2 separate regions of the Homo sapiens genome follow, and region 1 is linked to region 2. A link is an interaction called in ENCODE POLR2A ChIA-PET data of the cell type or tissue named here. Cell type or tissue: HepG2. All regions are shown on one strand. Each heading gives the region's core, and the rest is flanking DNA. Links, peaks and the distances in the headings are about the cores only.

Evidence for each region. Peaks named below come from ENCODE experiments on the same cell type or tissue, not always from the same donor. Only the 100,000 strongest peaks of a DNase experiment are listed, where the experiment ranks them.
Region 1: POLR2A ChIA-PET joins it to region 2 with 6 read pairs; 3 of 35 experiments call an interaction of 5 or more read pairs at or near these places.

Annotation. Positions count from the first base shown.
Region 1 is chr12:106,223,403-106,239,161 of GRCh38, reverse strand. CKAP4 (cytoskeleton associated protein 4) reads left to right here. Exons shown (of 2, transcript NM_006825.4): 2 at 1-1,281. The coding sequence ends at 138. Among named protein-coding and RNA genes, the nearest start is that of CKAP4, 17 kb to the left of the region's middle. RefSeq lists a silencer at 14,776-14,885 and an enhancer at 14,936-14,985. In HepG2, for the core only: no CTCF peak of the experiment used is centred there; no DNase peak of the experiment used is centred there.
Region 2 is chr12:106,848,850-106,864,608 of GRCh38, reverse strand. It overlaps RIC8B (RIC8 guanine nucleotide exchange factor B), which reads right to left. Exons shown (of 10, transcript NM_001330145.2): 7 at 13,015-13,159; 8 at 4,197-4,341. Among named protein-coding and RNA genes, the nearest start is that of RIC8B, 82 kb to the right of the region's middle. In HepG2, for the core only: no CTCF peak of the experiment used is centred there; a DNase peak (open chromatin) is centred at 9,288; H3K4me3 peaks cover 244 bases.

The DNA.
Region 1 (15,759 bases), core at 428-4,427, 620 kb after region 2:
GACAGTTTGGTTGCATACTCGGTCAAAATAGAAACCAACGAGAACAATCTGGAATCAGCCAAGGGTTTACTAGATGACCTGAGGAATGATCTGGATAGGTTGTTTGTGAAAGTGGAGAAGATTCACGAAAAGGTCTAAATGAATTGCGTGTGCAGGGCGCGGATTTAAAGTCCAATTTCTCATGACCAAAAAATGTGTGGTTTTTTCCCATGTGTCCCCTACCCCCCAATTTCTTGTCCCCTCTTAAAGAGCAGTTGTCACCACCTGAACACCAAGGCATTGTATTTTCATGCCCAGTTAACTTATTTACAATATTTAAGTTCTCTGCTTCTGCATTTGGTTGGTTTCCTGAAGCGCAGCCCCTGTGAATAACAGGTGGCTTTTCATGGATGTCTCTAGTCAGAGAAAAATGATAAAGGCTTAAATTGAGGATTAACAGAAGCAGATTAACCTCAGAAATCCTGTCTGGCTGGCAGATTTCAAGTAAAAAAAAAAAAAAGGTGGGTTGGGGGGACCCTTTTCTTTCTAGTTGTCTTTAAGGAAAATTAATTTTACTTTTTTTTTTGTTCTGGCCGAAATTTTTATGAGATATCTCTCACTTGTCTTCCACTTTGAACCGGTTAAAGCTCATAGCTGTCAGCTCTGAATGAGGAGGGGAGAAGCCCCTGGGTCTTTCTTTGAAAGGAATCCGCTGCTTGAGGGCTGCCTCCCTCATGGTGTGCGTGTCGTTTCTCTTCCTGACGCATCTTGTGATATCAGAGGTAACTATGCAAAGCATCCAGGCGGTTCTGAATGTGAAGCACTACACCCAGCAGAGTCCCGGTGCCCTCTGTCCCCACTGCCGGCCCATGTTCTCTCTCCGGAGGTCACCAAGGAATGCACAGGTTTCGACTACCAGAAAGGGGAGTCCTTGGGTTCTTTCAAAAAATTCGTGAGGAGAGCTGTCTACAGTGGAATAGGGGGTCTCCCTGGGGAATGCAGGCCAAGTCCTTTTATTTTAACATGATGTCCATGAAGAGGTTTGCCGTCTGGGCAGCCCTGTCGGCAAGGAGCGTGCATACTGCGTTTGTGTAATTGTTTGCTGTATCTCCCTTCCCTCTGAGCTGTATTGTTCTTTAATGGCTGTCTTGCCCTTCCAAAAAAAATTGAAAAAAAAAAAAAAAAAAAAACCCGAAAAGTAAAAAAAAAAAAAAAAAGTTTTGTTTAGTTTACTGTGAAATGAACTGTATGGCTTATTTACAGTATTTTTAATTCTTAATAAACACTTGAGCTTTGTTATGACTTTTCCAGAGTGGTTACATTCTGAGAATTTCGTAATTATGATGTGTTTTATTAGCACATGGTATAAACGATTAGCAAATAGGTAAGTTTACTATTTTAAGGCTGTTTTTTCTTTTAATTCTGAAACCGAGATGGCCTCACTCTTGGGCCGGGGACCTCCTTTGATGGACTGTTAGCAAGTGTGTTCAATGATTACTTGTCTCCAGCTCTGTTAGCTTCAAGCACAGGATCTCAACCCTCACTACCTATTAGAATCTTCCTAGGAGCTTTTAAAAAATGCCTGGGCCCTGCCCGCACAGATGCTGATTGAATAGGCATAAAGAGGCTGGCACTGTTTTTTTTTTTTTTTTTTTTGAGACAGAGTCTCGCTCTGTCACCCAGGCTGGAGTGCAGTAGCAGGATCTTGGCTCACTGCAAGCTCCGCCTCCCGGGTTCTGGCCATTCTCTTGCCTCAGCCTCCTGGGTAGCTGGGACTACAGGCGCTTGCCACCACGCCCGGCTAATTTTTTGTATTTTTAGTAGAGACAGGGTTTCACCGTATTAGCCAGGATGGTCTCAATCTCCTGACCTCGTGATCTGCCCGCCTCGACCTCCCAAAGTGCTGGGATTACAGGTGTGAGCCGCCATGCCTGGCCAGCACTGGTATTTTAAAGGCTCCCTCTCTGATTTTAATGTCCAGTCAGGGTTGAGAACCAGTGTCTCAGACCATCTGAGTGACCTTCAGCCCTAGTGCACACCTGGGCTTGTTTCCTTCTCTGGATTGCCTTCCACCCTCCACCCAATAAAAACCACATGCTGTTTATTGAGTACCTGTGTGCCAGGTCTTGTGCTCAGCATGCATAATAACCTGTTATTCCTTCTTACAGTCCCCCGAGGTAGGCAGTATCATTTCCCATTTCACAGAGGAACAGCAGGCTGAGAAGCTTCATACAAGGTCATTCATTACGAAGTGGCAGGGCTAAGCTTTGGACCTCATCCTTGCTCTAACTGGGACAGCATCCTCTACCGTCCACTGACACCAGTGCAGGTCCATTTGGCCTGTGGAATATCTGTCCTGTTCCAGAGCCCAAGGCTGCAAGAGATTTCTTCTTTCCCACCTAGGGAGTAGAGGGTGGCTAGGACCTGAGGTCCTGTGGCTTGATGTCCCCCTTTCTGGCTGAAAGGCCCCTCATCTCTGAATTGCTGTCAGTCACTCTGGGTCCCTCAAAGCTTCACAACTCAGAGCTGGAAGTTTTTTCCAAAGCAGTTAGCAAATCAGGACAGGCTCTGTAAATAATTTCTATTTTTATTTCAAAACCATTTTACTTTTTATTTTAAAGTCTTAAGTATTGACATGTATGCTTTAAATGGCTACTTTCACCCACTTGGGGAGGGTGCGGAACAGCATAAAGTCGCAGGCATGGAAAAAATTAAATTCATTTCCTTTTCAGGCCAATTGGTTGCATTGAGTATGTTCTTGCTGTTTCTCCTGTCATTTCTGCAGTTGCTCATCTCTGACTATGGAGTGGTTTAATAGATTCTCATTAATATTATAAAAGAAAATATTGACAAGTGTCTGATAAATATAAATTCAAGTGGTGAAAATAAAAGGAATATATTAGGAATTCACATATTTCTGATGGTGGGGCAGTTAGAGTTCTTACACCAAATAATGCAGCTCAGTCTTGTTTCTTCATTCAATATAGTGTTCATTCATTCAATAAACATTTATTGGGCTGATAGCCAGCCATTTTGCTAAGTATCAGTGAATTAAAATGTACAGGACTAGCCCAGTGGGAATGACAGTCATGTAAAGTGGTAGGTATTAGAAATACAGGTGCCATACTTGGGTGTATTGGGCCAAGAGGAAGGAGTGACCATTGTGCCATGGTTGGTCTAGAGGTGGTTAGAACAGGTTTTTGAAGGGCTGGGGGAAGTCCCTTGGAATGCTTTCATGAGTAATGGGAAGCTTCGGGAAACAGGTTGTTTTGCCCTTTGAACAAACAATATACACAAATTACTGAACATGTTGGTTAAATTGCAGATCCAGCACCAGGATAAGAGGCTGCAGTGAAACTTCTCAGGCAGGACTGACAGCACCCTGGTGAGGAGACTACTACACCACTGACCATGTGGCCTTGGGCAAGTCACTTAGAATGGTGATGGTGTTGATAATAGAGATGATGGTGGAGATGGAGATGATGATGGTGGTGATGAAGATGATGTGATGGTACAGGGTGGTTGTCAGGACTGAATGAGCGTGTTGAGGGGTTAGCACAGAATCTGGCACATCATAAGTGCTTCAGTGATCATGCGTGCATGGATCATACCAGAGGTTAAAATGTTGAAATACTGTTGTCCTAGTTGGTGAATAGCTTCTGCCCTGAACCCCCTGCATGTCCTCTCTCTGGACCACTATACCTCTTTACAATCCAGCAACTAATAGGTTAATATTCTAGTATAGCAGAGACCACAAGACTCTGCTCCAGCCCCAGGGCCTGCATTTGTTCTGATGGGTGGGTGCCCATCAGATTAAATATTTTGAAGTTATCCTTCCTTGTGAGCTCAATAATTTGTGTGTGGGTAAGATTTGTTTCAAAGAAGTGACTATATAATGAGGTGGTAAAACTTGAACCCAGTTCTAAAAGATAGGTAGGGTTGTCAGGTACCAGGCAAAAGGTACTGGGTTTGAAGTAGTCAGGAGAGTTGAGAGGCTGAGCACAGTTCTTGCAGTTGGAATAGAGAAAGCACAGGTGGGGAGTCGGGTGGAGATGGGGTAGGAGGGCTAATGGGGCCAGGACCTGGAGGCCTTGCATGTCATCCCTGAGAGTTTGGATCTGAACTATGAGGAATAAACAAAAGGGTTTAAGTGGGGCAGGGGAAGTAACCATGGTCAGAACTGGGTTCTAGAGTGCCCCCGCATTGGCAGGATTGGAGGAGAGCAAGGGGAGGGCAGGTGGACATTGGGAAGTCGTGGTCCAGGCTGGGTCCGATGTGCCCTGAGGATGAGGGTTGTAGATGGATGTCAGAGATGTGCCAGGTTAGATGCTGCTGAATGCATGTGGGGTGAGGAAGGGAGAGGCCTCTAAGACAACAGCCCTCCCAGATTGGGAGAGGATATAAGAAGGTGACTTGCGCTCACGTTGCCTGTACAAACAGAGCCCATGGGCTGGCCAGGTCTGGAGCTCGGTTGAGAGGCCTGCTTTCAGAATTACTCATCCATACTTACTATGAAATTAAGGAAGTGGATAGGATTGCTTAGATAATTTAAAGGAGATGTGAAAGAAAGGAACCCATGAAAAAATGATCAGAGAGGAAGGAGAAAAATGAATGGGGAGTAATGGAAAGGAAAGGCCCAGGAGGCCAGTCAGCAGCCACAGCCCCATGGCTTGAATAGTTAACCATGCCTCACTAGATCACAATTCTGTATGCTGAAATTCCCCTAATTAAATTACTTAATTTCTGTTTCCTTACGGGACCATAACTCATACAGAAGGCCTCCAATGGGTGAAACATTATTTGATAAAGAAAATGTACTTTCTTTCATGGTTTCCAGCAATGCCCATGCCTTACTTCTGAGACTGACACAGTGCCCTGCTTTCAGCAGACACTTAAGAAATTGAGTGATTTGAGATGGCTTTGCAGGGGCAACCCCTTGAAGACATTTCTTCCTGATATCACCACTGCAACGGAGATAGCTGCCTCTGTTTAGGCTGTGTAGCTTGATCTTAGTCTTTCTTCAGATGTCTGGATTATGTCCTGTTATGGCCAATGTGTGATGCTGTGTCCGGAATTGGTGGGTTCTTGGTCTCTCTGACTTCAAGGATGAAGCCGCCAACCCTCGCGGTGAGTGTTACAGTTCCTAAAGGCCGCGTGTCTGGAGTTTGTGCCTTCCCATGTTCGGATGTGTTCGGAGTTTCTTCCTTCTGGTGGGCTCGTGGTCGCGCTGGCTTCAGGAACAAAGCTGTAGACCTTTGCAGTCAGTGTTACAGCTCATAAAGGCAGTGTGGACCCTAAGACTGAGCAGCAGCAAGATTTATTGCAAAGAGTCAAAAAACAAACGTTCCACAGTGTGGAACACGACCGAGTGGGTTGTCACTGCTATCGCGGGAAGCCTGCATTTATTCCCTTATCTGGCCCCACCCACATCCTGCTGATTGGTCCATTTTACAGAGAGCCGATTGGTCTGTTTTACAGAGAGCTGATTGGTCCCTTTTGACAGGGTGCTGATTGGTGCATTTACAAACCTTGAGCTAGACACAAAAGTTCTCCAAGACCCCACTAGATTAGCTAGACACAGAGCACTGATTGGTGCATTTACAAACCTTGAGCTAGACACAGGATGCTGATTGGTGCATTTACAATCCCTTAGCTAGACATAAAGGTTCTCCAAGTCCCCACTAGACTCAGGAGCCCAACTGGCTTCACCCAGTGGATCCCGCACCAGGGGCTGCAGGTGGAGCTCCCTGCCAGTCCCGCTGGGTGTGCCCGCACTCCTCAGCCCTTGGGTGGTCGATGGGACTGGGTGCCATGGAGCACATGGAGCAGGGGGCGGTGCTCGTCGGGGAGGCTCGGGCTGCAGGAGCCCACGGAGGTGGGGGAGATGGGGGCGGAGGCTCAGACATGGCGGGCTGCAGGTCCCGAGCCCTGCCCGGTCAGGAGGCAGCTAAGGCCCAGTGAGTAATCGAGTGCAGCGTGGGTGGGCCAGCACTGCTGGGGGACCCGGCGCACCCTCTGCAGCTGCTGGCGTGGGTGCTAAGCCCCTCACTGCCCAGGCCGCCGGCTGCTCCGAGTGCGGGGTCCGCCAAGCCCATGCCCACCCGGAACTCTAGCTGGCGCATGCAGCCCTGGTTCCCGCCCGTGCCTCTCCCTCCGCACCTCCCGGCAGGCTGTTTGAGCCAGCTCCGGCCTCGGCCATCCCAGGAAGGGGCTCCCACAGTGCAGCAGTGGGCTGAAGGGCTCCTCAAGCGCCGCCAGAGTGGGCGCTGAGGACGAGGAGGTGCCAAGAGCGAGCGAGGGCTGCGAGGGCTGCCAGCACGCTCTCACCTCTCAATGTCAGGCAAGTACATCTTTTAATTTCTCTGTATCTCATGTTCCTCATCTGCAAAATGATGGCATTGGGCCAGACTAGTGGCTCTCACATTGTAACATGCATCAGAGTCACCTTGAAACCTTGTGAAAACACTGGGCCGGGTGTGGTGGCTCATGCCTGTAATCCCAGCACTTTGGGAGGCCGAGGCGGGTGGATCACGAGGTCAGGAGATCGGGACCATCCTGGCTAACATGGTGAAACCCCGTCTCTACAAAAAAAATACAAAAAATTAGCTGGGCGTGGTGACACGCGCCTGTGTTCCCAGCTGCTTGGGAGGCTGAGGCAGGAGAATTGCTTGAACCTGGGAGGCAGAGGTTGCAGTGAGCCAAGATCACACCACTTGCCCTCCAGCCTGGGCGACAGAGTAAGATTCCGTCTCCAAAAAAAAACAAAAAACAAAAAACAAAAAAAACAAAAAACCGCACACACACACCCACACAAAAACACTGATTGCAGGTCCCAGAATTTCCAAGTCAGGATGTCTGGGGAGGGACCCAAGAATTTGCATCTTTAACAAGCTCCAGATAATTCTGATGCTGCTGGTGAGGGGATTACACTTTTGAGAACCACTAGGGCAGAATTAGAGAGTAAGACTAAAATTCTATGGTGGCAGGTGTATTTATTTCTACCTAGAGGAAAAAGATGAAGGAGCCGGAAGCTATAGCCCAAAAAGAAATATAAAAAGTATATTTATGAGTGCCATCTCAATTTTTTTCATAACAAGGCTGGGCATGAATGAATTCATTAAATCATTTTTTATTTCAACATAGGTGCCAGAACGACACAGTCATTTTCTAGACTTTTTCTTGTATATGCATTCATGTAATTTGCCACCTAGATAATAATAATTCCTAAATCCCTATGCCTAGCTGAGACCATACCTCTGAGCTACTAATCTGTTTTTCCAATAATATCTGGACACCTTGCTGCCCCCTAACACCCTCGGAAATCTCCCTCGGATCCAAACTGAAGTCATTTCCCCTCGAAGTAAATGGCACAGCTGGCCCCTTCACTGCTTAAGCTAGAAGCTCAGGAGTCACCCGTTGTCTCCCTGTTTCTCCCCTTTCCCCTCCCTCCACTTCTCCTAGGGTTGAGGCCTTGACACATCCACCTCTGTCCCCTCCTCCCAGCCTTTTGGGTTCCAGCAGCAGCCGCTCCCCACGATGCTCTCTGCTGGTCAACTGAGATCAGAAACGTGGTCCATGCACTCAGTATCCATTCAACAATATTCAGAGAGCGCACACTCTTTGCCAGACTAAGGAGATTACTTTATAGATATGGTTCCTGCCTTCATGGTGCTCATGATGCAGCTGGGAGGAGACATACAGGACAATGTATTATACACACTGCAGTATATGCTTGAGGGACAGGTACAGCCTCCTAACTGGCCTCCCTGTCTCTAGCCTGGCTCCCATTCAGGGAATCAATCCTCCATGGGTGACCATCGTTCTCTTTCTCAAAAGTAAATCTGCCTGTGTCCCCTCCCTGCGAAATCCCTAGGCTCTCCCCTTGGCCTCAGGAGCAGCCTGGCTCTGGGTCGTGGCCAAGAAGGAGCTTTCCGATTGCTCTGTCTTCCTGCCCTCCAGCCTCCTCTTCTGTGAACTCTGTTTGTAGCCGCCCTGATTAGCATAACTACCCCTCATGTGGCCCCTGGTTCTGTCACTCTTGGTGCCTTTGCACGTTCCCTGGATCCTTCAACCCAAACCACAGGCTGAATTTGGGAGCTCCTCCCACGAGAGCCCACACTCCAGGCTTCTTGTCTTCAAAGTGCTCCTCTGTCTGTATCATGACCGCTTGCTTCTGGTGTGTTCCACATGAGAATAAGGCTCTGTCTTTCATCTCTGCATCCACAGAGATCATTGTGCTTGGCCCACATCAATAATAACAGAAATAACTAAAATTTATTGAGCATTTACTATGTGCCAGACACTGCTCTAAAGGTTTTACGAGGATTATCTCATTCAATCATTATAATAGTCCTAAGGGTAGGTACTATTGGCCTCTCCATTTTACTGATGGGGAAACTGAGGTACAGAGCGATTCAGTAACTTGGACAAAGTACTTCCTAGTCATAGCTAGCAAGTGGGGTAGCCAGGTTTAGAACCCAATAGCTTGAGTTATTAGGTTGGTTCAAAAGTAATCGTGTTTTTTGCCATTAAAAGTAATGGCAAACCATTACATTTTAATGGTAAACCATTAAAATTTTGTACTGCTCTAGAACTGGTTTCTTTTCTTCACTTAAAAAGACATCACTGTTTGGGATTACTTTTTGTTGAGGTGCAACTTTGGTGCTTTAAGGCACACACATCTGAAATATATGGCTGAATGAATTTCTGCACACGATATCTCCATGTACTCACTACCAGATCAAGATATGCAACTTTTCCAGCACACCAGGGGCTCCCCGTGCTCCTCAGTCAATACCCTCTAACCTAACCACTATTCTGCTATCACCATAGAATATTTTGCCCATTTTTGAATTTTGTAGAGATGAAATCATACCATATAAGACTTGGTATTTCTTTTAAAAAATGACAGCTTTACTGAGATAAAATTCACATACCATAAAGTTCACCCTATTAAAGTGTACAGTTGTTTTCAGCATATTCACAGAAGGCTGGAAACATTCCTATCTGGATGAATCTTGCCCAGCCATATATTAAAAAAAAGTGTGAGACATAGTAGGTGTTCAATAAAGGGCAGCTGTTTGAGAACATACTGACTTCTGAACTGGACACTGCATTTGTCCTGATGGTCAGTAACTCAGAGAGAAAAAGAGAGGGTGAGGTGTAGTGGACGTTTTCTTCGTCATACCCCTCTGACTGGGTTCACAGAGGGAGGACCTAAAACCTCAGAGGCAGAGGGTTGAATTGCCCTTCCCCGTCTTCAGGATGTGTTTGGTCAAGGGATTGATTCCACCTACTGTCATTTATTATAAACTGGGTGCTGAGCTGCATTTGCTCAGCGGAGATGAGATGAAAGATGAAGTCTTCCTCTTTGAGAGGCTCCCAGCCAAACAGGGGACACAGACATGTAAATGGCACCATAATCACATGCAGGGTGACCTGTGCAGCGGTCAAGGGACCACATGAGGACTGCTGGGTCCTGGACATGTGTTGTTGCCTGCCCAGCATCCAGTCCTCCTTCATTTGGTGACCACTTCTCTGTTTTCTGTTAGGGAATCACCCCTTCCCCACTCTCAGTCCATTTGGCTTTGATGAGACTGACTGGGCTGAGTGCATGACCCAGGTTTGGCCAATCAGAAATCTGGTTTGACTTGTGCAGGAGGAATACAGGTCGCCATCCAGTCCATTGACTACTGCTGGAACTTTCTGGAAAGGGATGCTTTCTGCCCACCGGGACTGCCAAGCTGGATAAATGCCCAGGGCTGCTAAAGGCCACCACATGTGCAGAGTCCACTGAGAATGAGGCCAGCATAGAAGAAAACAGAACCAAGAGTCGGCAAAACACAGGTTCCTGAGGACATAGTTTGAACACCCAGGTCACTTGTGCTAGAGGCCATGTGTGTCTCCACAGAGCCCCTGAACACCACTGTGTCCCCTTTCCTGCGCACAAGGCGACATGCAGCCGTGGAGAGAATGGGCACAGCAGCGCCGCTTACGAAGAAAGAAAAGTGGAAACACCGAGAAAGTAGCTACAAGATCAGTAAATCCACTATCACTTGTTCATACAATAGACCTCAAAACGACAACAAAAAGGAAGAAATCCTAATCTCATATATCGTGGGGATGAATCTCACAACTAAAATGCTGAGTGAAAAAATAAGCTGCAGACAAAATACACAGTGTGACACTTCAGAAATTCCTTAATTCTTAAAACTAAGACATTTTACCGTGTAAAATAATACTATACATTGTAGTGAAAGTACCAAGAAATGACTAGGAGACCGAATATCCAAATTCAGATCATTTGATTTCTTAGGCTGAGTGGAGGCTACCTAAGTATTCATGATATCACTCATAATACATTTTTTCTCCTTTCAATATTTTATTATGAAAATTCAAACAGCAAAGTTGAAAGAATTGTCCAGCGGACACTCATATATCTACTACTTAGATACTATAATGAACACTTTGCTATGTTTGTGTATCACATATATATCCATCTCCCCATTTTTACAATTTTTTTGAACAGTGTCTTGCTCTGTTCAGAAAAATAAAAAAATATGGGGAGATGGTATATATATATGTGATATATATACGTCCAGGCTGCAGTGCGGTGGCCGATCTTGGCTCACTGTAGCCTCTACCTCCCCAGCTCAAGTGATTCTCCCACCGCAGCCTCCCAAGTAGTAGCCGGGACTAACAGGCGTGCACCACCACACCCGGCTAATTTTTGTGTTTTTGTAGAGACAAGTTCTTGCCTTGTTGCTCACTCTGTTCTTGAATTCCTGGACTTAAGTGATCACCTGCCTTGGCCTCCCAAAGTGCTGGGATTACAGGTGTCAGCCACCATGCCTGGCCTCCCCATATTCCTGATATCTTTTCATAGGTCAGAAATATTTTGTAATTAAACTTTTTTTTTTTAAAGGGGAAGAAACACATAGAGAAAAGCTTATACTTTTAATAGTTAAACTAGTACAGGTCAGAAAACAAATGACGCCTACATATATTACGTGAAGTGCTGCATTTACGCATGATTACTTTTCATAGTAATGATAGCTAAGTAGCCATGTGACAGGCCTTAGAAAGCTAAGGCTGAGAGAAGGCTCTAATCTAATTCTGTTGTTTTACAGATGGGGAGGCTGAGTCTCAGAGAAGTTGTTCACCCAAGCTCATACACTAACTGGCTAAGAAGACAGGGCCTAATTTCTTCTCTTATCCCCCACAATTTGTTTTGGCTCCAGGCCTAAGCACAGATGCAAAATGCTCAGAAGTAAGCGAAGAATCAGGGCAGTTGAGTTGCTGCAGGCAGCAAAACCCACTCTTGGCAGGAAGGGGTGTGGCAGCCTGGCCTTGCTGTGCAAGCCCCCGCGTGTGGCAGCGAACACTCAGGAGCAATACCTGTTGGGTAATGGGGCTGTGGGGAAATCCCGGCCTGTGTTCAAATAGCTGGTGATGTTGTGTTGAAAGAGGCATTACCAACTGGGTGTGGCTGCTGGTGTGAGGACACATCCTGTCCCACAGAGTCCTTCATGGAAACTCAGAAGGCTAGGTCTTTTTGTTTTCTTCCATTCACGGGTATGATCTTGGTTTGCACTCCAGGACGGAGTTCTCACATGGTGTGACAAGAACAGCAGGGATGGGGGAAGTCACCTGGAATCAGGACTCTGGTCCGAATGCTGGCCTGCCGGGCTGTGCTGCCTAGGATAATTCACTTTCCTTCTCTGGGCCTCCATCTGTTTTCCCATCTGAAAAGTGAGGGGAGATAAAGTAATCTTCATGTTCTCTTCCAGATCCAACTTTCCTTGACTTTAACCATTGCACAAGAGTCTTTTGGAGCCTCGGGTGGGCAGGAGGAGGCCTAAGGGAAAAAGGACTAGACAGTGAGCAGATCTCTAGGGGCCAGGGTGGCTTCTGTCTTAACCAAGGGTCTGTTTGTAGCTCCCATGGGGGCCGGCACACACTGGGTCACAATTAATGTTTTCTCATTTATTGGGGTGAAATGGGGAATGTTGGCCGGGCCGGGCTGACATCTTGGATAACCTCATGTGAAGACTATTCACTTTCAGAAGATGCCGGGATGCACCAGTAAAAAATCCAGAGCGGCTCAAGCCCCTGAACTTTCAGCTGGGGAATAGCCCCAAATCAGCTGACTGTGGCAGTAGGAACCCAGAGAACATAATTGAAGTGAGAATTTATTGCCATCTAGTGTCAGAGTCAGGGATCACAGGAATGATTTCTTCATTTTTCGCTCTTGTTCCAGAAAGGGGATAAAATCCAATTGTACCATTAAAAATACCAGAGAAATCCACTATTTAAAAGACCTATGTGTGTATTTCTCTGTGACATGAATGCTTTTGTAATGTGTATACTATCCTACTAATTAGCCCCTTTTGAAAACTTAGGTAATAAAGGGTTTTGTTTAATATGAATCTTTTGTTAGTAGAAGTTTAGATACCGAAAGACCTTTATCGTTCCTATGTCAAGCTAGTTAAGAAGTGCGCAGTGGCTCACGCCTGTAATCCTAGCACTTTGGGAGGTCAAGGTGGGCGGATCACGAGGTCCGGAGATCGAGACCATCCTGGCTAACACGGTGAAACCCCATCTCTACTAAAAACACAAAAAATTAGCTGGGCGTGGTGGCACGTGCCTGTCATCCCAGCTACTCGGGAGGCTGAGGCAGGAGAATCGCTTGAACCTGGGAGGCGGAGGTTGCTGTGAGCTGAGATCACAGCACTGCACTCCGGCCTGGGCAACAGAGTGAGACTCTGTTTCAAAAAGGACAAAAAAAAAAAAAAGTGCAAGTGGCGCCCTTTAAATAAGGCAAGTCAAATGTTGGATGCTTAGTCCTTCACTTAAGTAATAGTCACCCATAATTGTGTTTTGTGTTTGATGTCATGCTTTAGGTGGAACACATTTATCATCTCGCTTACCCTGACGATTATCCCAGGGAGTAAAAGTGGTTGTCTCTGATTTACTGATCAGACACTAAGAAATGGTCATTAATTTGCTCTGGGAGCACGCAGTCTGTGGTAGCAGCAGGACTCGGACTCTGTTTGTCTCTAATAAGGCCTGCTTTTTGTCTGTTAAACCATACTCCCTTTCCCATAGTAATAAAATCAGCTTCCCATAATGTCCCAGGATACAACTATGTACTTGTACTGTGTGTATAGTACTGGTGGTTAAGACACTGGGTTCTGGCCAGGTGCAGTGGCTTGTGCCTGTAATCCCAGCACTTTGGGAGGACAAGGCAGGCAGATTGCTTGAGCCCAGGAGTTCGAGACCAGCCTGGGCAACATGGCGGAAAACCCCATGTCTACAAAAAATATAAAAATTAGCCGGGTGTGGTGATGCATGTCTGTAGACCCAGCTATTCAGGAGGCTGAGGTGGGAGGATTGCTTGAGCCTGGGAAGTCAAGGCTGCAGTGACCCATGACGGCAGCACTGCCCTCTAGCCCAAGTGAGACCCTGTCTCAAAAAAAAAAAAAAAAAAAAAGATAAGAAATTGGATAAGTTGAGTTTTTGAGCCTTACTATTTGAGTTCCCAGCCATGGCATATTCTATCTGTCTGACATCGGGACAGTTACTTAAGTGCTCCGTGCCTCAGTCTCCCCACCTATAAATGCAAATGATGCTAATGATAGTGCCTACTTCATAGGGTTGTTGTGAGGCTTACTCCATCTGAGGTGCTTAGAACAGTGGCCATGACAGTGAAGTGCTCAATAAATAGTACTTAGAAATTGACTAAATGCAGGGAATTTGAAATGCCAGGCTTGTGAAATGAGCCCTTCTATTGTTGGCCTGCAAAATGTGAGTTTAGAATTTTTTTTTTGACAGGGTCTTACTCCATTGCCCAGGCTGGAGTGCAGTGGCATGATCATAGCTCACTTGCAGCCTTGACCCTCCGGGCTCAAGCGATCCTCCCGCTTAATCCTCTCTTGTAGCTGGAACCACAGGTGCACACCGCTACACCTGGCTCGTGTTTTGATCTTTTCATAGAGACAGGGGTCTCACTATGTTGCCTAGGCTGGTATCAAACTCCTCAGATCAAGTAATCCTTGCACCTCGGCCTGCTGAAGTGTTGGGATTACAGGCATGAGCCACTGTGCCCCGTTGAGTTTGGAATTTTGATTATGAGTGCCTTCAGGTGGGCCTGTGTTTGATTGTGAGTGCCTTCAAGTGGGCCTGTGTTTGATTGTGAGTGCCTTCAGGTGGGCCTGTGTTTGATTGTGAGTGCCTTCAGGTGGGCCTGTGTTTGATTGTGAGTGCCTTCAGGTGGGCCTGTGTTTGATTGTGAGTGCCTTCAGGTGGGCCTGTGTTTGATTGTGAGGTCTTCAGGTGGGCCTGTGGCCTCTAGATTCTCACATTTCCCACCACTCACTTGTGTCTGCTTCTCCATTCATTTAGGCCTCCTGTCTGGCTCCTGGAAGCATTTGGTGTTTTGATCCTTGCAGTGAGTGAGATGAATTACATGGACATTGTCAACCTGATGGAAACTTTGGGCTCTTTGTCGACCTCTTTTAAGGGCTGTGACTTCATGGCTTTGTACATCAAAGAAGATCTTTGGGTTTTCTTGTGCAATTTGGCTTCTCCTGCCGAGAACAGAGGCTCTTCTAGCCAAGAACTAAAGCCCACCATGGCAGTCCCTCCCCAGATTCTTCTGCAGATGGCTACTTTCCTCCTAGCCTTCACGGGAAGGAACCGGGGCTTGCTGAGGTAAGGAGGGGCACAGGAGAGAGGGAGTAAAATCTGCAGAGAGGCAGCCCACACACTCAACCCCTAGAGCCCCTCTGCAGAGAAAGTCTATGCTGAGGAGATGTCAGAGCCACAGGACAGTCCTGAAAATCAGGTGCCACTCAGAGGCAATTGCCATCCACTACCAGAAGAGGGCACTGTAGTGCAGCGGCCCGGGAGGGAGCAGCTGCAGCCGATGAAGGTTCTAGGCCAGACTGCATGGAAGTAGCTGGGACCTGCCGTTAAGAAGCTTGGCCCAATTTTTCCTGATGGCCCCTTCTAGCTCTGACATTCTGCAATCCCATCAGGAGAGAACTGGAATGAATCAGCCAAGAATTCCAAGTGGGTTATAGAAGGAAGAAACCAGAAGCAAGGGCTGGGGGAGGAGGTGGGTGTGGCTGGAAAGTTTCTTTTGTTGGGGGCTAAAATCTGTCTAAGTGAATCCAGCAGGAGGAAAAAAAAGCCTTAAAACAGCTCCCCTGGGGTCACATGCTCAGGTTGGGCAGCCTGTCAAACCACCCCAAGTCGACTGGAATCCAACATGACATTATAGCTCACTCCTGCCCTTGTTGGAGGAGTGCTTAATCCCAAAGAAACAATTAAAGTTACAGATAGCACACACTGGTGGTTTGCCCATCTCTGCATTTTGTAAAAGCAGAGCCTATTTTCTTTCTTGATGGAACTGCCTTCCAGAAATGGCTTGCTGCAGAGTCTGTGGTGGCCTTGGGTGCTCCTTGGCAGAGATGAAAAGTGAAGTCAGCAGGCGAACCCTTTCTGGCTTGGCTCAGGCGGCCACCGAACATGCCTTGTTATGCTTCAGAAACCCCATTGGCAGTCCCCTCACCTCCCAGCCTCTGACTCTGGGCAGAGTCTCTTTCCATTGGAGTCATTTCAGTGGGTGCTCTGGAAGACTAAGGGCTTGTCATTAAGAGACAAATGGGTATTTTCGATGGTTCTGGGTATTTGTTTCTCCACTGGCCTCTGATCCTGCCAGAATCACCTAGCACCACAAAGCCAGCACCAGAAGTGTGAGCGCTGGATAGGGTGGGT
Region 2 (15,759 bases), core at 7,147-11,146:
AATTCCCAAAAACCGCAAGCTCTAGAGTCAGGCTGCCTGACCACTTAACGAACTGTTTGCCCTGGACAAATTACTCGATTCATTGCCTTTAGTTTTCTCATCTATAAAATGAGATTAATTATACCTCAAAGGATTGTTGTGAAGATTATATAATATTTGTCTAGTTCTTAGAAAAGTGCCTGGCACATATTAAGCACTCAATAAATACCAGCTATTATTACTAGCGTTAGGGAGCCACTTGTGGAGAAATAGGCAACACAGAAGGCCTCAGATGATCCAGGAGGTAAGTTACTCTATTCAGTCAAATCCTTACTATGGAGATGCATGTGTAATCTTCATTAACTAAAAAAACCATGCAACAAATAGGTGGTTTTGTGGCGTGTGCTTTAAATTCAGATATATTTTGAAGAGATACCAGTTTCTGAAAATGTCTCAAGTAATTTAAGAATTACCATATAAATGATACACTGATTCTCCATAAAAGAAATAGGGTAAATTATGAAAGCACAACCTAATTCAGGTTTTCACATTACATTTGCAATAGAAAGAACCAGTGTAATATGGTGTCATTCTTTCATTTACTTATCTGATATTTACTATGTATCTACCATGTATTAGCCACATAAATTTATACATACTGAATATATATACATACAGGAATACCAAATTGCATCTAGGCAATAAAACAAAAAAGACCTCAAAATGCCTTTTTAAATTATAGTGCTTTTTAAATGTTTCCCATGTCAGGCCGTTTGATTAAGAGTAATAACCTTGACATAAAGGATATAGAAAACTGACGATTGTGAATCCATAGCAAATAAACACTGGAGCAAAACTCAGTACTGTAGTTAAGCTAATATACTGGCCTCTTTTACCTCTGGTCTTTTAGAACTCTGAATTTAGATACGTTTTATGACTGCTTACAGTAACAGGTTCTAGTTCCCAGAAATGCTATTTTACATAAATACATCATCACAGCCCAAATTGGGCAAAGAGAAAAATCTTCATGTCCTGGTTTCTGGGTCACTTACTTCAATAAATATTTAATATTAAAAATAAATAAATTTATAAAGCCCAATATAATGAGACAACTATAAAAAGACTTGACTGAAGCAGCATAGCAAAATCTTGACAAATAAAAGAAAAAGTATCTTGCCTTGTGCTGAAGAAACTGTTTATACAGCTGGTGGCATAGCTACAGCTGAGAAAAATATGGTCAAGAAGGAAACACCCCTGAGTTTATTAGTACAATGGTTTTAAGCTTTTCGATCTGATTATGAACTGGTGTGGTGTGTTAAGTGTGCAAGGAGGCTCCCTAGGGTTCTGCTCACTTTTGACCATCTGTTCCTCCTATCCCTCCACAAAGCAGCCTTTTAAAGATACCTCTTTGGGCCTCTAGATGCCTATGCACCCTGTGAAAGCCACTCATCTAAAAGGAGCCAAATGTCATTAGACACACATCTTTCAGTTGATGTCTAGAATAATGTATAAACCATACCAGCCAGTTATATCACCTTTACAGTCAAGGGACCTCCATTCTCAGAGGCATTAAAGAAACAGGTATAAAGGTTAGAATTTAGAAATTTGGTTTCCCTTTGACACAGGACTAAAGTTTATCTGAAAACTTTCAACAAACCTGGCTAGACATACACCAAAAATTTATGTGGCATGTAACTCAATTCTATGAGTATATTTTCTCTAAGTGTGCTAATTGCAGAAAGCCATTTCCAGTCCATTAAATACATTTATTTTGACACAAAAAGCTTTGTTGTGATATTAACTGTCTCCCATAGCCTGAATGTAAGCTCCATACAATTCTTGGTTTCAGATTCCAGTAAAGGATTACAGGTTACCTTGGTGCATTAATCAGAATCCACTTAAAGTTTTGACAATGGGACTAGAGCCAACTGGATGAAGAGTAAGTTCTCTGCTTCTGCCAATAGTAGCAACTGTTGTGAATAAATGCATCACAAGAAAAGCAGACTGAGATCTTGGGAACTCTGACTGGTGAATGGTATTCAGGTGTAGGGGAGTAAGCAATCCTTTCAGATGCTGACTTTATAAGCTTGATTGGTAAAAAATTTTTTACAACTGTTTTTAGGAAACAAGTTCTTTGAGCTCTATGGATCGCTCCACAGAGTACAAAGGGTACTCCTGCTTGCAGAGTACTTTATTTACCACCACTTCCATAGAGATCATTTGCACAAATATTTTAAAGTAACATTAAATATCTCACCACACTTTTTCACTTTAAAAAAGGAAAATTTAAGAGAAAAACAGATGCAAATCTATCCGAAGGGGGAAGATGTGATGCTACTTGAAAAACACACATTTATACTTATAATGAGCAGTGTTTAAGAAATACAACAAAATTTCACAATGATGACTATTCTGACTACAAAAACATACCATTCCTATGAATATTATAAGCAAAGTCCAAAGGCTGAATATTATAATTAGGGATGTAAGGCTTAAGTACAGAAACTTTCCATGACAGAGAGCCAAGACAGTAACAATACTAATCATGGCTGTTGATTTCAACAGAAGGTACTTCCTGAAATCTAACATCACTTCCACAATGTAACATAATTCTATTTTCCTATTGTTATAGTAGCATTCTGGCGCTTGCTACATATATGACCATTACCATTATAGAAGTTATCTACTAAACAAAACTAACAATACATATTGAGATACAAAGATATCAACCATGTATGAGTACTCATGAGTTTTCTATCATAGTTGAATGTGTCCACACACCCTGGGATGTAAGAAATGCCTAATGTAATTGCTACTTTAATTTAGAAATATGAAATTTCTCAAGTGGTGTATTTTAATGACTCAAATCAAGAGATATCAATATTAAACTGATAAGGAAATATAGTTTATAGAATGAAAAAAGCTAGTAAGACTAATTTAGAATGATGACTTCTATAATTCGGGAAAGAAAGAAGCAGGATTCCTCTATCTTAGCTTCAAATACTTGTCAGAGATAGCCAATTGATAATATCTAAATGGTGGCAGTCTTAAGAAAATAGTGCTTAGAGTCATTGCCAGCTTTCCCCCAAAAAGTCTTTATTTCTAGGACACACTCTATAAGATCCTACTAAGGCTGATGGCATTGGGGATGCTAAAAGTAACACTACCTACTCAGACCTGATTTGCCAAGAAACAGGCCATATATGTCCTGTCTAATTGGGAACTGATCATTTCTTTCACCTTCTGACAACCCATTACTTGCATGTCAACAAGGCACAATGTATGTTTTTTAAAAGTATCTAATTTTGCAGATAAAGATAGTCTATCCTCGAACACCTATTGCATGATCCACATCACACTCCAGAAGATGCCAAGCAGAAAACACAGCATGTCAATGTCACCATGTCACAAGGAAAGGGCATGCTTTTCCAATTTTCAGATGGAAATCTTCAAATGGAACCCAGAAAAAACATAGCTCAAATAACTCCTAATAAGCGGAAACTAAGAATTTACATGGGTTGAGGGTTACGAGTGGGATGGAAAGGATAGAGAGGGAATAGGAGAAAGGAGAGGTGGTTTATCTTGGGATAAAAGAGAATAATTATAGTGTCTTTAATTTGTTAAGCACTGACTCAGAGAAGACTTCACAGAGTCTCTGGTTTGCCTACTCATTGCACTAATGTATCTGTTAAAAGATGAGTCTTATATGTTTGTTTGATTAAAATTCACTGTGAAGCCAGACTTCTTCTCTTTTGATATTAATGTGTCTTGTTGCCTATTTTACTGACTTATAAGGGCTTTTATGCAAGGGGGAGGATCAGAACCTACATTTAGATTTCTGAGAAAGACTAAAGCATCAAATAATCAACTTAAATATGTGGTCTTGGTTATACCTTATAAAATCTTAACCTATGGAAAGGAAAGCAAATAGTAAGCAATAACACTTTCTCAGTACAACCTAAACACACCAGCTCTCTTAGTACTTGGGAGAAGATAATAAGTACGTTGAAAATATCATTTCTTGCATTATTAGCCTTCCTCCATCACTTGAAGTCACTCTCTAAAGCACTAGCTATGAAACTGCCTCTAAAAACACCATTAAATGGAAAGTTTCCAAATCCACAAGAGAAAAGAAACACTTGGAAAATGAAAGACAAAGGAAATAACCAACTCAAAGGCACAGCCATAGTTAGGTGAAAAGAAATTTGATACTATACTTTGGTTTTGCATTTTTGTATTCTTCAGTGTCTGTGTCCTCATCCTCTGAGTACCAATTATCTCCTCTTCCTCCAGCCAAGAGGCCCCTGGCCGCCAACAGTCCTGCAGCATTCCCATAGCCAGTGTATTTCAGCAGACTATCCACTGCAAAAACAGAATAGGGTTTTAGATAGGAATCCTTGGGTCTTCACCATCATCATCAACCACTCACCAACACAAGAAGATTGAAGACACACACTATGGCAGTAAACCTTTAAACTGAGAGAATTTCAAAATGTGGTAGTGGTTATACTGAACTACTTACAAATTTTCCCATAGGTTCTGGGGACTAAGAGCCTTTTTTGAGGTACCAGAAACTAAAGCAGAGCTGTTCTGAACACACTTTATGGCAAAAGTGGGGCCTCTGTGACTGCCAGGCCTTTGGTAAGGGTCACGCTTTAAGTTTCTGATCTCAGATCTTACTATTTAAAAATCCAGTTTTGGAGAAATGATAAGAAACTAGAGAGAGTGAAAGTCAGATTGGGACTTTAGCAATATGGCACATAATGTAAAATCTCTCTCTCATTCTTTGTTGGAATTGGAGGAAAAGGAAGTAAGAAATAAAGAAAACTTAAGGAAGAATATTAGCAAATAGCATAGGTGATAACTTACTGCTTTTTTAAAATAAAAAGTCGGCAACCATATATAAGCACATGAAGCCCATTACGAAGGTAGACCCAGGAGTTAGACTGGCTGGATTTCAATACTGGCTCTACCAATTACTAATTGGTTGACCTTGGGTAAGATATTTTGCAGCTTTATCCTAGTTTTCTAATCTGTAGAAACAGAATAGTAACTATCTACCTCACAAGTTAATATATGCAAAGTATGAAAAGTATCTACCAAGAAGTAAACAATCATTCTTTTTCTCTGAGAAGAGTGGGTAAAATGATCATTTTAGAATTATCTTAGTTTAAAAAAAAAAGGAAGCCTAATGAAAAGTTTGGTTCAGGCTCTCTGAAAGTATTATCCTGCCAACAGGGTCAGGTGATGTCTCTCTTAAGATGAGCAGACACACACAACTTTTGCAAGGGACACTTGCACTGCAGTAATGTTTTTAGTGATTTCTAAACACCTTTAAGGAAGATACTAAGCAATAACTGGCAGCTTTGTTTAGCAGTATTTCATTTTCTTCAGGTACAATTTCAAGGTAAACAGAATATTTAATCAAAAGATAAGAATTGAGAAAATTTACTTAAGGTCTTTAACAGAATGTTGTTAAAATGTCATCTGAAAGGCAACTGTAGGAAACACAACATAACATACAATCTTATCCACGTATAAAGCCATAGTAAAATCTACATCTGTAATTCAGATCACTTACCTCAAAAAAGACAAAATAGAGCTGGAGAAGATTCAGAAAAAGGTAATTAAAATGACTGGGGAACTGAAAGGGATGGTGGAAAGGAAAATAGGTAAGAAAAGTGGGTATATATGATCAGAGTATAAAATCATGGAGGATACGGACAGGATAAATATATTCTAGGATAGAGTTTACTGTTACATTTTCAAATACCTGAACTAGAGGGTCCTTCTCACGACACCGAAAATAAGTGGTATGGGGATAAATGAAAGGAAGCCCTACTTTCAAATAATATAGCAAACTGGTGAAATTTGTGCAAAAGGAAACATGGGCTAATGAGTATATTAAATGATGTTGAAACTAGTCATTTTCAATCTTAAAACCTATTGGTAACTGTGGTCTCTCTGTAATAATTCTCAGTGGGTGCTGGATAGAATCCTATTAGAATTATTGAATGAGGGTGGGGTAAGCCCTCTGAATAAGTCTGATATGCTCTCTCTTGGCATCAGTGCCTCCCCAAGATGTAGTGCTTTAGATAAATGAAGGAATCCTTAAAAAGTACGAGCAGAAGAAATGAGTGTTCAGTGTATATAGGTATTCTTAATATTCATGAAGGTCAAACATTTTCTTAATGACATGGTCAGACACAAAGCGACTGAAGGCAAAGGATCACAGATCTAAACCCACACAAAGTAACTTACAGATAGTAGGTGATGCTATCATTGTAAGCATTACTGATAAAGCTTATTTTTAACAAACAAGGAGGTTTAGTGGATCCAGAAAAGAAATACTCATTACAATTAGGAAACTCTAAATTGAGATATGAATAAATGTTTAAATGAATATACTTAAAGACAAAATAACAATAATTTAAAAAGACACAAAATGGCGAAAAATTAAAAGAGTTTAAAAATGCAAAGGTTATGAAAAGCCAAAATAGGTTAAACAGAAGTAAACAGAATACTAAATAACTGTTCTCTTATGTAGAAAATCTCTCTGGAAGCCAGTTAACAGTAAAAGCCCCCGGCAATTTTATGAAAATCGTGTCAACTCCTCTTTCACTGGAACAAACCTTATGTGCTAACTCTATGACAGGCAGTGTGGGTTACAAAGGTGACTTAAGACATAGTTTGCTTTCAAAGTAGATAAAGGGTATAGCCAAGAGTTTTAAAATCACATGAACTTCTGTTAACAGGATAAAATACCCAAAAATTAGGGGTAGAGAAGGTGAGACAAATGAAATACGAAATCCTCACAGTGAGAAGCATTGAAGCAGTGTTTCTAGCTACTTTTAAGTCTGTTTTCAAATACACCATAAAATATCCTATTTGATACTGGGAAAGTAGTAAACGGAAAACTGACTGCACTTGGATGTTAAGGTGAGCTGCTAGTGCAAACAAAAGATTTTCTGGGTGGTTCTAAAATAAAAAGGAAACACACAAATATATTTGTTCCTTGCATAGTAATTATCCATGCAGTTATATGAAAATGCTGCCTAAATGAAACAATTCAGCATTCAGTCAAAAAGTTGCGAGAAATATTTCACCACTATTTTATCAGGATGCTAGAGGGCACTATGAACAGAGGAAACCAACCACAGCAGCACTGTGCAAAGTCAGAACTGCACTGGTAATAACATAGACAGTTACACAAATGTGGGTTCTACCACACTCTAAAATAAAAGCAATACGTTTTTGCTCTTTTACCAAGAACAAAGAATGTCAAGAACCAGATTCTACCCAGAGACCATTCCCCCTTCTCTGTGAAAATCCTTTTCCTTCTAGTCAAATGCTGTAACTTTTAGAAGACTCAACTAGTGGCTTCGTCTTGGTGTCCATACAGTCTCACACTCCTCCATTTCTTATTCCACACAACTGCCCAAAATATCTTTGTAAAGCAAAAATAGGATTTTACAACCTTCCTGGATAAAATCTCTAACGTCTTCCCCTAAAAACTAAGCTCAAATTCCAAAACAGGGGCCTAAAGGGCTCGTTTTCTGGCCTCTGCTGTCTTTTCCAAACTTGTCTCCTAAAGATTCCTCACACATTAAACCAGTCTCTTTTCTATACATTCAAGGCTACTTCCTATTTCTCTGTCCTCTTCTGTGAAGACTTTCTCTGATCTCCTCCACACCGCCCAAGCATTCCCTCTTCCAGGTTGCCATAGCACCGGCACATTTCTTCTTAGGGCACTTATCATAGTGTACTGAAATTACTCCTTTAAATGGGACCCTGTATTCACCAGCCTGAATTTATAGAGAGCACAAGCATTTGCTCTTTTATTAAACATTTATGGGGCACCTGCTATCTGTTAAGCACTGGGGATCCAAAGATGAGTAGGACATGATCTCCGACCTAAAGGAAACTCAGTGTCTAGAATGTAAGTTCAACAAATAAAGAGTTACAACATAGCAAATGTCAAAAGTATTAACAACAGAGAAGGAAAAATGGCACAAAGGAGAAAATGACGAACTCTGCCTGGAAGGTCTTCACAGAGATGATGCTTAAGCTGGTCTTCAAGGATAAGTAAAGCTCGCCATGGTAACAAAGATGAGGAAGAGCATTCCTCACAAAAGGAACAGCATCTGCCAAGCCATGGAGATATGCCAAGAAATGGTGCAGTATAATCAGGCAAGAATAAAGAATTTAGTATGATTAAGCATGCAGTGTAACAGGGGAACAGATTTAAAATACACTACACAGAGACTCTGTGGAGGTAAAATTTGGTTTTTACCATGCAGGCAACAGAGAATCACTGAAAGTTTTATATGAGGGGAATGACAAGATTATATTTGTGTTTTACACCAATCCCTCTGTTAACCACGTGGAAGAGAAACTGAAGAAAATCTGACTAGAAACAGAGAGATGAGATATTTTAATAGCTTATTAATAGTTAAAATAATTTTAAGGGTCTGCACTAAGATGGTGGTGTGGGAACAGAATGGGGGAAATAAATAAAAGATATTTAACAGGAGGTAAAATCTACAGATGTGGTGATTATGACTTCTACAGGTAAAGAAGGAATCTAGGGTAACTCCTAAGTTTCTGGCTTTAGGAACTAAACAGACAGTGGTACTGTTTGCAGAGAAAGTGATAGAAGGATAATGAAAAGGTCGAAGGGCATGGGAATGAAGATCATAAATTCAACTTTAGCTATGAGTTTGAGATACCAGTGAGAAACTCAGGCAGAGAGGTCCAGTAAGCAAGTAGATAAATATGACCGGGTTCAGAAGAAAGGTTGGGGCTAAAGATACATAGATTTGGGAATCTACGCAAACAGAAGCCAAGGGAGAGGATAAGATTACTCAGGGAGCAATGTGAAGTGAGGATTGGGACCAAAAGATTACTTTAGGGAACACCAGCAATTAAATGTGGACAAGGACAGGAGCTAGCAAATCAGACTGCAAAGAAAGAAGAGAGGTCAAAGGACATCTAGGAGTGTGTGGTAGTACACAAACAAAGGAAGTGGACAACAGCATTAACTGTTATGAGAGACGTAATAAGACAAAGACTAAAAAATACCCATTGCTTTTGAAAATCAGGTAATTTGTGACCTTATTGAGAGCATTTTCAGTGGTATTTGGTGGGTAGTGAATGGTTATGGAAAGCCTGACTTGCAGCAAGTTGAGGACTAGTTTTTCAAGATGTTAAGCAGTGAAGGACAGTGATATAAGTATGCATAGAGATTGGGGAAAGCACATAGGGCGAGTTCAAAGAACAAAAGAATAAAGGGTAATGAGTGATGGAGCAACACTTCTGCAAACACAGGAAGAGAAATGATCAACAGGAAAGGGAGACTAGTGAACCTCAAGCTAAAGAGACAACCTATTCCTCTGAGACTGAAGTGGGTATTACAGTAAATTTATTGGTGTGGGGCTATGTGCTAAGGGAGTTCAAGCCTAATTTTTCTTTGCAATTCAGCCCCTACATCATAATGCCTACCACATACTGAGATTTAATGAATACGATAAAAGGTGGGGGGGGAACCCCTACCAAGGCAGATTATTTTACAAATCATCTTCTTTTAATTAAACAATGTAAGGCCTATTTTTAGGCCCCTAGTAGAAGGTACACAATTTGCAGGGAGATAAAAATAGTCATGTTCAGGCTCAATTGAACAAGTTAATGGCATGAGTACAAGTTAACCTGTGGGCCATTATGTGCTGGAGATACCGTTGGGCCTGGCACAGATGGGTATTTAAGACCTTTGGATGGTTCTTTCTGTGCCTAGTCTTCCATAAAATTTTGTCCTTTCTCTCTTACCTCTTTCTTTTTTCTTTTTTGAGACGGAGTCTTGCTCTGTCACCAGGCTGGAGTGCAGTGGCGTGATCTCAGCTCACTGCAACCTCCACCTCCCGGGTTCAAGTGATTCTCCCCTCAGCCTCCTGAGCAGCTGGGATTACAGGCATGCACCACCACGTCCAGCTAATTTTTATATTTTTAGTAGAGACGGGGTTTCACCATGTTGGCCAGGATGGTCTCGATCTCCTGACCTCATGATCTGCCCGCCTCGGCCTCCCAAAGTGCTGGGATTACAGGCATGAGCCACCGCGCCTGGCCCCTCTTTCTTAATGCAGTCTCTGTGTTCCTAACCCATTATAACTGCTGCTTACTGTCTGTCTCTACTTAGTGGTCTGACCTTTGAGCCTTGATCAAGGTGCCTTCACTTTCAAATTTACTTGGCATATCCTTAAGAGACAGTTCAGACATTCTGAAAAATTATTTGAAATTTATTTTATTTTATTTTATTTTATTTTAATAGTCTACCTCCAAACCCAAATTCCAAAATCTGATTACTGTTAAGTTGAAGGTAAACTGCAGACATTTTCTTTTTTTCTGGCCAGAAGGTTTTAAATTTGAACTAGCTGACAACATTTAAAAACAGAGAGCTTCTCTTGAAAACATGGAACATCTGCTAACCCTGGCCACATGTTCCTTGATGGTAACCATCAGTCGCTGCTAAATAGTAGCAACATACTCTTTATAATCTCCCATAGTCCCTTCGTCTCCCTACACCAGCCAATTGTCTCCCCAACAGTGAGCCAAGTGTCAGCTTTCATTTGTTCATCTTACATCTAGTCCACTTGACTTACTTTTATTACCAGCCTGGCTGCTGTAGGCATTTGAGTCTGTGACCCTTAAATAAAAAAGTAAGTAATACATGGGCAGAAACACTGTTTATCTTATATATCTCTGTAATTCCAGGGTCTAGTTCAAAAACATTTGTTGAACAAATGTCTGTTTATTCCGGAAGAATACATTTACTAAACTTATAATCAAATTGGAAGGAAAAAAATGATTATAGGTCAGGTGCGGTGGCTCATGCCTGTAATACCAGCACTTTGGGAGGCCGAGGTGGGCAGATCACAAGGACAGGAGTTCGAGACCATCCTGGCCAATATGGTGAAACCCCATCTCTACTAAAAATACAAAAATTAGCCAGGCATGTTGGCATGTGCCTGTAGTCCCAGCTACTCAGACGGCTGAGGCAGGAGAATCGCTTCAACCTGGGAGGCGGAGGTTGCAGTGAGCCGAGATTGCACCACTGCACTCCAGCCTGGGCGACGGAGTGAGACTCTGTCTCAAAAAAAAAAAAAAAAAAAAAAAAAAAAAAAAAGACTATAAAGCAGAATTGTTGAGGTCAAATTAAAAATATATTATCTGCTAATGGAGGTTAGCTTTGGGCTCAAAGACAGGACTATGAAACTAAATACTGGGTCCAAGAGGGAGCAAAACCAACCATTTTAAATTTAAAAAGTTAACAAAATTCACTTATAAATGCAATTTACCATATTTGCTATGATACTCATCGGTAATGTGATTACATTTAGAAATTATTTAGATATGTAATTATTTATTTAGATTTATATATTTAGATATACACTTAGGTGTGTAATTACAGGAGAAATAAACTTTATTTTCCCCATTTTAAAACTTTTTAAAGGTATACAAAAAAATACATGTTCATTATAGAAAAATTATACAGACAACTAAAAAAATCACCAGTTCTCTTATTACTCAGAGGTAACAATAAATAATATTTTGGTATATATTTTGACAAACTTTTTAAAATGAATAGATACACATATGTGTGATTTTGGATTTATGCATAAGCATGTATAATTACACTTTAAAAAACAGATCATTTCCGATCTCGAATCAATTCAATTCAGCCAATATTTACAGATAACTATGTGCAAGGCACTATGCTAACCACTTAATTCCAAGATGCTAAATCAATCTTTTTTCAAAGTCATTAAAGAAGAAGTAAATTGTCTAAAAGAACAGATGCTAAACAGTCTATGATAATAGTTAATATAATTATTATGAGAGGAAATATGGCAGAAAGAAAAGACAGGACCCAAATTTGGGCTCATGCCCTCAGCAACTGTGTGACATGTTATTGAAAGGCTCTCAGGTGGCAGGTTGCTTCATTTATGAAATCAAAATATAATATTTACCTTAGAGAGTCATTATGAGAATTAAATGAGATTATACATAGAATGTCAGGCACATGATACCTCTCAATTCATAATCACCATTATAATAATGATCAAATTAGGTTACTAACATACCATCTTAATGTGAACTTAAGTGGTTGGATCAATACATCAGAAATGAAGTTTAAGAATAACAATTGACTTAAGATTTTAGGAGGAGTGAACTTTTCCATCTCCAAATTATCTATCTTATAAAACTGGGGTACTTTAAAAAAGTAGAACATAGATCTGCTTAGATGGGATTTTATACTAGCAGACTTACAAAGTAGAAGAAGAAAAAATAAGTAGGAATAACTGAATAATCAAAGTTACTTGTTTGGAAAACTTGCCTTTTGCAGAGTAATCCATATAATTTTAGAAAATATCTTTAATTGTTGGATCTATCTCAGTAGACAATCACTTTATATACACTTATAGAGTAGTATTTATTACACTGTAGTACAGTTATTTTAAAATTTCTCTCTACCACTATCTTAACTTTGTCTCAAGGGTATTATGCATTTTAAAAATTTCTATTCAGTATATTATATAGCTCACATTCAGTAAGTACTGATTGGAAAACGTAGTAAAGAAACCAAAACTCCTATAGCTTTAATTCCAAGAGGAATTAAAAAGAGGAATTAACCCAGACCTGTGCCTCTTATTAAAATAGTAGCCGCTGAATTACTGAACCAATTTTTCATAATGGCTCTATGTCCTGCCCCATTAAGATGAAGGCTGGGTTAAGGATACAGAAGGCAAAGTTTAAATGTGAGTGTGTTTGGTAATGTATCTGTCTTTGCATGTCTCAATGAATTCAGAAGCGTATACAAATGTTTTTGGCTATTAATTTTTATTAACTCCTCAGCCTCTCTAATAGAACAGACAGTAAGCTTTGGAAAGAATGGAATGAGACGACCAGTACTAACACTATCAATTAAATTTCTCAAAGTCCCTCTGAAAGATAAAAGGCAGAGGCAAAGAGAGTTTAACCTACCTCTCTCTTTGCAAAGGACAAAAAGGAATTCAGCAGCAATTTGCTTGACTCCAAGGTCAACATGTGTCATGAGGCGCACCAGCTTATTTCTCACAGTTGAGCCAACTTCAGGTCGATTTGTCACATCCCTCAACGGTGGTAAAACCTGATGGCACAAATGCAAAAACCATCATCAATCGAGGCTACTAGAGTGAGTGAGGATGGTACAATGCAACTGGCCAGTCTTGTAATGTCTACTGGGGTTTGTATTGTAGGAGCAAAAAAAAAAAAAAAAAAAAAGGTTAGCTTCCAAGTAAAACTAAACAACAAAAACCAGACCTCAAGTGATTTCATGCCTCTGATGAGGTTTCATTTGAACAGAAACATCTCTTCACTGTATCATCACACTATCCTCAAGAGAATTTCCGAGTTTTTGTTTATCTCAACACCTGGAATGCCTCAACTTGCCTCTATGAAAATCCATTTTGAAGTTTAGGTCAAGTTTCTCTTTCTTCCATGAAGACTTCCCTAATACCCCGAGTCATACTGATTTTTACCTTCTCTTGAGTCCTCCAACATTTTCAGTATAGGTTGAGTATACCTTATCCAAAATGCTTGGGACCAGAAGTGCTTCGGACTTCTATTTTGGGGGGATTTTGAAATATCTCGTGTTATACATACATCTGGATTAAGCATCCTTAATCCTAGAATCTGAAATCAGAAATGCTCCAAAATGACCATTTCCTTTGAGCATCATGTTGGTGCTCAAAAAGTTGCAGATTTGGGAGCATTCTGGACTTCTACATAGGGACACTCAACCTTTATTTAATTAAAAAAACTGTACTTATGTTTTCTAGCTATTTAATTTTATAATAAAAATGGCTATTAATTTTTTAGTACTTTCTATGCATTAGTTGCTGTAATAGATGATATATATACATTATTTATAATCCTCACAGTAATCCCGCAAAGGAGATAGTAACATCACTCTCATCCCTGTTTTGTATTAGGTTGGTGCAAAAGTAATTGTGGTTTTTGCTTTTAAAAGTAATGGCAAATAGACTGATCCCCAGAGGGCTTATGAAACTTTCTTAGTTTGTCTGTTAGTTTGCTCACTCACTCACCCATTCATCCACCCACATACCTTTCTCCTGGTCCTCCTCCTATCTCATTGGTTGCTTTGTCTCAGCCTCTTTTGCCAATTGTCTTTTCTATTCCTGTTTTGTTAATGTTGGAATATTCAAGGGTTGAGTTTGTAGGCAACTTCATTATTTTTACTCAATTTGTGATCTAATCCAGTTTTATGGCTTTTTATAGTCTCTGCATCCTGATGACTCCCTAAATCAGCAGTCCCCAACCTTTTGGCACCAGGGACTTGGCCAGTTTCATGGAAGATAATTTTGCCACAGACTGGGGCTTGGTGGGTGGTTTCAAGATGAAACTGTTCCACCTCAGATCATCAGGCATTAGATTCTCATAAGGAGCACACAACCTAGATCCCTTGCATGTGCAGTTCGCAATAGTGTTTGTGCTCCTATGAGAATCTAATGCACCAGCTGATACGACAGTAGGCGGCGCTCAGGCAGTAATGCTCGCCTGCTGCTCCCCTCCTGCTGTGCAGCCCAGTTCCTAAAGGCCATGGATCAGGCCCTGGGGTTGGGGACCCCTGCCCTAAATTATATCTCCATTGTTGATTTCTTCCCTGACCTCCAAACTTCTTTCTTTAATCACAGAAATTATAGGATTTTACAAAGAGCTATAGAAACTAATAGATTTAAATAAGGGCAGAAAATATATTAAAATGGACTCACTTTCATTTTTTTAAGATAATTATATCTATGATAGATCTATATAGAGGATATTCAATCTAACACAATATTAAATACACTGCCACCACCTTACTTACACTTACAGACTGATTACAGAGCATATTAAAGTGTCCTGAAGTCATCCTGTTAACTAGGGCTTTTCAGGCTAGTGATTTTAGACTGGAATGTGCATTCCAAACACCTGGGGATCTTGTTAAAATGCAGATTCTGATTCAGTTAAGTCTTGGTGGGACCCATAACTGATTCCTTGTTTCTTTTTTCTAACCTTCTTAAATTTGTATGTGTACCATACAGTATTTTTTTTTGTAGTTTTTTTTTTTAATTTTTAATTTTTGGCCGGGCATGGTAGCTCACACCTGTAATCCCAGCGCTTTGGAAGACCAAGGCAGGAGGATCGCTTGAAACCAGGAGCTCGAGACCAGCCTGGGCAACATAGCGAGACCCTGTCTCTACAAAAAATAGATAAATAAATAAATAAATAAATAAATAAATAAATAAACTATTTAAAAAGAAAAAAATTTTTTTAATTGTTGTGGGTACATAGTAGGTTATATATTTATGGGGTATATGAGATATTTTGATACAGGTATACCATACATAATAATCACATCAGGGTAAATGGGGTATCCACCATTTATGCTTTCTGTTACAAACAATCCAATTACACTCTTTTAGCTGTTTTTAAACTGTACAACAAATTATTGTTGACATCACCCTGTTGTGCTATCAAATACTACATCTTATTCATTCTATTGAAGTACATTTTTGTACCCATTAGCCATCCCCACTCCTCATTCTCCCGCCACTCCCCCATTATCCTTCCCAGCCTCTGGTAACCATCATTCTATAGGTACAATGTTGTACAGCAGATCTCTTGAACTTAATAATTTTACATTATTGAAATTTTATATCTATTGAATAATAACTCCCCATCTTC